Regions from separate parts of the Homo sapiens genome. Here region 1 is linked to region 2. Evidence: chromatin contacts called from ENCODE Hi-C data. All regions are on one chromosome and are shown on one strand. Each heading gives the region's core, a stretch centred on a gene start or an enhancer-like site at or near the end of the contact. The rest is flanking DNA. Distances are from core to core; before and after follow the strand shown.

Region 1 (3,862 bases), core at 945-3,444, 3.7 Mb after region 2:
ACAAACTTAATTGAATAATTCACAAGTAACTATTTTTTTTTTTTGATAATCACCTGTTTAGTGATTTCCATTCCAGAGATGGAAGCACTGACATTAGAAATGGACTGTGGTGCAGAAACTGAGACACAAAAAGTAAAAGAGGAAGAAGTCACATCAAAAAACATCTTTCTGTTTCCCTGATAGTCACATAATTCAGAATGAAATTAGGGGCCCATAGGGACCTGCACAAAATATGAGGAATCCAAGTTACCGTAAGATTTGAACTTGCTTCATATTAATTAATAGTTCAAATCACTGACAACACACAGTAAGTTTAAAAATACAACAGCCACTAATCCAGGAACAGAAAATATTTTAAAATATTTAACTAACCATTTTCAATAGATATTTTCAGAAGTCTGTACTTTCCATTTCTGGCTCTGGCAAAGATCTCTTTAACATCTTCACTTGCTGTGGAAAAAGATAAAGAAAGTAAACTTTTTATACTTACATATAAATACTTTCCTATCTATATTGGAAAAGTTAATTAGAATACAAAGAAAAAATCTGGAGCATGTAGCATCCTTATTATCAGTATTATAAAACTTTACCGCATAAAATAACGAAGACTGTATACAATTAAGAAATATAAATATTAGCATTTTAAAAGTATGTTAATAATTCTAATCTGTTTTAGCTACATAATTCTGTGCAGAAATAACACTGGGGTGAATATACTGAAGTTACTCAAACCCAATAATGAGCAAATTACAATTTTGAAAAACTTTTCTTGCTCTTTTGAAAAATATTGAAAACCTGCTTTCATTCTCTAATTCAGTTTCAAGCTTATGACAGACACTCCTTCATCAATTCACTTTCTGTATTTTCCCGTTAAAAACAACAGTATATATCAAATATCCTAACTTGTTTAAAGAAAAAGACAATAAAATGCATTCAGTCTTAACTCTGGTTATATTTTTCTAACTTGCATTTCTCAAAAGCTAGATTAAACTCATTGAATAAATATGTATTTAATAACTAACCCTTGTGTTCCTATTAAAGCTTCAATTTCGTTCTAATTTCGTTCCTGTGTTGTCTATTAGCAGCAAGAACCACTATGTAAGTAGGTAGTGCTTGCTATAAGGCTCAAGCATGAGAGTCAATAACTACATATTTATATATCGAAATTAATGCGGATAAATAAAACAAAGTTTTCAGATTTGAGACTATTTTGCTTCTGCGTGCGTGCAGGGGGATGTGTGCGGTGGTGTCAAAAATCTTTACGAATAAAACATACAATTAAGTGTTCATCTGGGAGAAAGACTCGCTATTAACAGTAAGAGCTTGAGTTTACACTAGAACTCGTTAAGTGATCGCGAGTAACCCGGGGATATATTATTTGACTCTTGATGAGGTGAGTACCTGCAGGCTGCCCAATTTCAAACCAGGAAATAATGGAGGTCAGATATAACTGCATATTGAACTGTCTGCACGCATTACATGCAACCATACAGATCAGTTTCCCTTGGGGAGTATCTAGGAAAAAGATCAAAACACACGCTTACACTCGAGATTTCTCAGAACATAACTCTCATTTTCCTATTTGGAGAGAAAATGCGGGAGAGTTTTGGGAAGCACCCCTACTGATGTGAGAAAGATTCTGGCATGGTTCTTTTTGTAATCAAAGTCCTGTAATATTCTCCTTTGGACCATGAAAAAGAAAACTCGCCTGGTTCTCGACAGCGTACTGAAGCCCCAGTCGCCTCCACTGTCCCAGCTCTTCCCTACGTGACCAAAAGGGGGAAAGTTGGGCGACTGTCGGGGACGGTGGAAGGCACGCCCCCTTCAACCAGGCCGCCTCGAAAGCCAATTTCCTTCGCTCCCCCGAATTTCGGATCAATCTGCAACGTGACGGCAGCAGGGACCGGGCTGGAGGAGGACGCAGGCCGGCAGCGCCCGGGAAGCAGGAGCGCGGAGAGGCGCCGAGGCCCGGCTCGCCCCGCGAGACCGACTTCCGGAGCTCCCGGCCCGACTCCAGCCCTGCCGGTCCTGCAGCCCTCCCGGCTCTCCCGGCTCTCCCGGAAGCCCCTTCCCTGCGAGTCGCGCCGGGCGCTGTTACCTTGGATGCCGGTCTGGTGGGACATGGCGGCGGCCGCTAGCTCCCGGCTCCGGCGCTGAGTGCAGCCAGCGGCCCCGGCCGGCGGCCCCAGGAAGTGGCTGCTCCTCCGCCGGCCCCGGCGCGTCATCCGCCCGCGACCCGCGGCCGCCCCGCCCCGTGAGGTTGACTGAGTGCCCGAGCGTCCCCGCCGCCCCGCCGCCCTTCCTGGCCGCCGGGCTGCGGTCCAGCCCCCGGCCTCGCTATCCTAGTTCTCTGCTTGGGGTCCTGCTTCTGCTCTTGCCGCCGCCTCTCCCGCTTCTTCCGGGGGGGACATGCCGCAGAATCTAGACTGCTCAGTGCTCCGACGTCTGCTCTCTGACAACCCCGCCGACGCCGCCATTCGCTGCCTCAGCAAAGGGGTGCTCAAAAACGGAAGTGATCATTTTACCAAATAGGCATTTTCCAGCTTAAAAAAGATGTGCACATTATTTTTCTTGGTTTACTCTTCCTATAATCGATACCGTTTAGTGTAGAAAAGCCTTCTCCTTGCTCCATTGTTTTGAAAGAATTAATATAGACTGCCTCTCATCAAATTTTTCCACGATTTTAAATTAAGTTAATCTCAGACTGTTAACTTTTCTTTTCAGCTGGACACATTTAGAGACTCAGTGTATCTTTCTCTTCACTCCGGAAAGAGACAGCCACTAAGAGATTAGCTGATTTGAGTATCCCTCTGTGGTCGATTATACCATTGCAAATCCTGCTCTGCTTTAGGTTGGCAGTTTATTATTTAATCCAGTAATTATTCAAAATTCACTTGGACAGATTTGTAAGGTAGCAGCAGATATTACTTAAAAATCTTTTCCTTTCCTGCTTTTACAAACATGTAGTTCCTTCCTGAAAGGTAATGTTAGTTTTGTGGGGGGTTTGGTTTTTTTTTGGTACTGCTTCTCTACTGCTACTAGGTGGGAAGCTAGTTCTTATTTTTAGGGCCTTGAAGTGACACATACACAAAATTATAATCTGCTAATGAAGAAATAATTTATTCAGGTCAATAATATAAGTGCAAGTTAATCACTGTTCCAGTACTATACGATGTATTTTTCATGAGTGATGAACAGGCCTGCAATTGTTTTTCTTTACAAGAATCACAGCAAACAAGGTTATGTTCTATTGCCTGTTATCTGAGCTCTGTTTTTCAGACATATTCTCATATTCAGGAATAAACTAAATCTGAGTTTTATGACTTGTATGGATTTAAGAAATGTAGGGAGGAGTTTCATTCTAATCAAATTCTTCCTGACACAATGGTTCACCCTGATTTACCAGTTTTTGACTACATTGCTGAGCAGAGAGAAAATTGCAGAGTTGACTTGCAGTATTTTGACTGATTCATGTCCTAGTGCTTCGGGGAAATTGCTTAAGGAAGTTGGCGTTGCTCAAAAGTATAGTTGAGCAAAATATAATCCTTCCATATTCGTGCTTGGGAAAGGCCACTGTATTCTCAGTCCTGAAGAAGAGGAATGTCTAGTTAGGTTGGGACCACCCTGACAGCCACCAGAAAGTGCTTATTTACTGCCAGTACAATAGTTTGACTTAAAAGCTGCAAGCGTCTTGGGTACCTTGCTCTGCTCTAGCCACAAATATTTTCCCACTTTTCTTCATCTATTGTGTCTCCATTTAGTGAACATTTGCCAGAGCTGTCATGAGAATAATACCTTAGATTTGTATGGTAGTTTACAGTTTACAAATAATATATAATAGACTTATTTTGAGTACCAACAT
Region 2 (3,789 bases), core at 108-2,607:
GGGCAGGGGTCGCTAATAAACCTTTCAGAGTCCAGAATTACTTAACTCTAAATATTATCTCACTGTAACTTGACGATGGTCTAGGTTCCAGGCTGGGAGCCCCAGAAAACGAAAGGGGCTAGCAGTGGAGAGGCAAGGTGGGACAGTGCAGGAAAGCAGAGACCCTCGTAAGCTCAAGAAGCAGCATCAGGTTAGGCTGGATCAAGGAAAGAGCTGGTGCTCAGCTAGGTTTCTGGAAGTGCTGAGAGGCAACAACCACTTGGACTGACTGGTCCGTGGCCTATCAAAGATTCCACGTGCGCTCGAGGGAGACTAGAGTGACACCCCCTCCCCCCCGACCCTCCCACCTCCCGGGAGAGCCTTGGAGGCTGGACCAACAAACAGATGGGCTCTGGAGGCCAGAGAAGTGGAGGATTCTCTGACCCTGGGAGACCAGACGGGGACCCCGATGGGCAAGAGGCACGCAACACCCAGGGTCAAGGGCGGTGACAATGGGATCCCGGGCGCCCTTCACGGAGCCCGAACTCACCGATGCCGAGTCCCACGACCAGGCGGCCGGCGAGCAGTGTCTCCTTGTTGTTGGCCGCAGCCAGCACCGCGGAGCCGGCGGTGAAGAGGGCACTGGCCAGGAGGATGGCAGCGCGGCGGCCGAAGACGCCGTTGAGGGCGCCTCCGGCCAGCGCCGAGACGGCAGCCGCCCCCACCGTGCTGGACACCAGCAGCTCCTGCCACAGCGCGTCCAGACTGAGCTGCCGCTTGAGCAGCAGCATGGCCCCTGACACCACCCCGGTGTCATAGCCAAACAGGAAGCCGCCCAGCGCGGAGAAGACGGCCACCACGTACACGAAGGCGGGGGTCTCGTCCTGCTGGAACTGCCGCCGCGCCGCGCGCTCCAGGTCCCCGACGCCGCCGCCGCCCGCGCCCGCGCTCTGCAGGCTGGTGCTCGATTCGGCGGCAGCCAGGAGGCTGCACTCCCCGGCCGCGCTCGCCGCGTCCGGCTCCGGCTGCTTCCTGCGCCGCTCGCCCATCAGGCTGCTCAGGCTCCGCAGCGTGTACTCCACATTCTCGCTTGCCTTGCGGGACATAGGGCAGGGGCCCGGGGCTGCCCGGGGGGACGCGGCTCCGCGGGCCGGCAGTCTCGGCGAGCTAGACAGCCCGAGCCGGCGGGAGCAACCGCCGCTGCCGCCGCTTTCTTCCTCCCGGCTTCCGCTCCGGCTGCCACGGCAGCAGCCGCCGCCACGGCCGCTCCGGGGAGAAAGTTGCTGCCCGCCGCGCTCCGACGCTGCGGAGTTGGAGCCCGGCGGGTCTCACTCCACACTCACGCCCCGCGCCTGCCGAGCTGGCGCTGCGGAGCGGGCGGGAGGCGGGACCGCGGGTCACGTGCAACCCCGGGCCGGCGGGGCGGGGCCCGGGAAACGTCCCGCCCCCTCCTTGGGCGGGGCCAGGCTCAGCCCGCCCCGGACCCCTAAACCCCGCCCTCCCGGTGGGTGCGACCTCTGACCTAGGCTCCCTCATTTAGGGCTCTGGCAACCGTATGGAATTAACCCTGCCTTCCGAGCTGCAGCGGTGGAGCAAGCCAATGTGGCGATGCCATCAGGCAACAGGCTTCCAGACGGGAAGCCACCCAGAATGTTTGCCGTGTTTGGAGAGGAGGGAGAGAGCACCTAAACCAGCCTCACTGTCCTTCCAGCAGCCTAGAGAGAGGGCTGGAAAAAATATCCTAGAATAGGACCTAGCAAGTACCCTTCCTTTTATAGTATTGTGACATTACCCAGCGTGGTCTACTTCCCTGGCATTAAATGTGTTTGTTCTGGAGCAATTCAGGGCTGCATGCTCCCATTTCTATAGCTAGTTTCCACTCTCATCGCCAGTCCCTCCTCAATTTATGCTTATTTTAAAGGAATGGTACATTTGATTCTTTGAGGACAGAGAACATATCTCTGTGGTGAATCCCAAACCCTCCTTCCATGGATCCCCGACCTGTAAAAGAAAATTCACATATATGCATTCCACTCATGTAACGGGTAATTCCCAGAAATAGAAAGAAAACTCAAGACCCTGATTTGTGATTCGGCAGGCAGTCTCCATTTCCCCGCCCCAACATGCTAACCAAAAGGTAGGATAGCTTCTCTCCTGAGAATCCCCACTGTTGCCCTCCATGAGGCACTGTTTTAACAGCCTCATTTACTTGAAACAAAGCAAAGATAACGTTATTTGCAACCAATTTTTTAAACTGTTGAGTGAATTAACAGTTGTTGGTTCATTTGGGGTTTGTTTCCCCCTTTAATTTAAATGTTTTTAAAATATACAGTTGCGCATCAGGGGCTAAAGATAGTTTGTTTTGTTTTGTTTTGTTTTTGAGACAGATTCTCGCTCTGTCGCCCAGGCTGGAGTGCAGTGGCGCTATCTCGGCACACTGCAGCCTCCGCCTCCCAGGTTCAAGCGATTCTCCTGCCTCAGCCTTCCTAGCAGCTGGGACTGCTAAAGATGTTTTGTGCCTCTAATTTGCTTTCATTCTTCAGGCTGAGGGCAAAAAGTCAAGCATCATATGATTCTATTCCTACAATTCCACTGCTCTTTTATTTCCCTTATTTGAGCAAAAGCTTTCTTAGCCTGGGGCCTATTTTTCATGCAGCTATAACTTTTTTCCTTTCAGACAAAAGGATTTTGTCATTCCTGTTTCAGTAAAAACTTATATTAGAATTTGTCAAAACTGCTTTCGTTTTGATTATCAGTCACGATTATCTCTACAATATAGTACTTTCCTTGCCAGCAACAAGGAAAAATAAACTAATGAAGCCAGACGGCTTAACTATTTAAATGTTATCGTCTGGCTTTAAAGCAAGGCTCTACCGTCATTCCCAGGCATCAGTTAAACAGAGAGAGCCTTTAGATCTGCAGCAATGAACTCTTTAATATTCAGACCTCGGACAATATTGCAGGTGAGAGCGCGCCTTTTCCGCGGCATGCTACGGTATAGTAAAACTGCGCCCCCTGGTGGTGAGCCAATTCCCACGGCTTCTGAAGAGAAGGGCTCCGCAGATGAGAAGCATCTGGTTCTTTGACAGTTCCCTCTTGCTGAGATGAAAATAAACTACTTTTTGTCTCAGCTGGTGCAGTGAACATCTTGGTTCCTGAGCATTCCTTGCTTGAAATTCAGCTTTGGGGTCATAGAACAAGAAACTACTTTAAAAATTCTGTTCCGTATTAGGACAGTTATGTATCTGCGGTCAGGTTACATTTTAAAAGAAATGTGACGTGAAAAAAAAGGCATCGGAGGCCGGGCGCGGTGGCTCACGCCTGTAATCACAGCACTTTGGGAGGCTGAGGCGGGTGGATTACGGGGTCAGGAGTTCAAGACCAGCCTGGCCAACGTGGTGAAACCCTGTCTCTACTAAAAATACAAAAGTTAGCCGGGCATGGCGGCACGCGTCTGTAATCCCAGCAACTCGGGAGGCTGAGGCAGAGTATTGCTTGAACCCAGGAGGCGGAGGTTGCAGTGAGCCGAGATCGTGCCACTGCAATCCAGCCTGGGCGACAGAGCGAGATTCCATCTCAAAAAAAAAAAAAAAGCTTCGGAGAGTTAAACAGAATTCGTCTCAGCCTTGAGAGGGAGTCCAGTTCAACTTAGCATCAGCGCGTGAGTCTAATATGGAGTTCCCCAAAGTCGGCCCCAGCTGCGGTTTATGATGAACTGGAAAACCCATGGGCTGAGAATCAAAAGAGATGAATGTCAACACCACCATTGTTTTACCGTAAAACTTTCCACAAACCACAAGATTAGCTTGT

The links. A loop is a pair of places that touch in the nucleus more often than their neighbours do. Pooled maps may share reads with other maps.
Region 1: a loop to region 2 is called in a pooled map, with 5 times the contacts of the local background. The contact joins the promoter of TWF1 here to the promoter of SLC2A13 in region 2. A Hi-C loop is called at or near these places in 6 of 50 pooled maps.

What each region holds. Positions count from the first base shown.
Region 1 is chr12:43,804,123-43,807,984 of GRCh38, forward strand. TWF1 (twinfilin actin binding protein 1) reads right to left here and starts at 2,195. Exons shown (of 9, transcript NM_002822.5): 1 at 2,099-2,195; 2 at 373-450. The coding sequence starts at 2,123. It also overlaps a transcript of TMEM117 not described here. RefSeq lists a silencer at 1,891-2,370.
Region 2 is chr12:40,104,724-40,108,512 of GRCh38, forward strand. It overlaps SLC2A13 (solute carrier family 2 member 13), which reads right to left and starts at 1,358. Exons shown (of 10, transcript NM_052885.4): 1 at 530-1,358. The coding sequence starts at 1,085. RefSeq lists silencers at 792-881, 892-961, 982-1,241, 1,262-1,511, 2,893-3,022 and an enhancer at 2,512-2,681.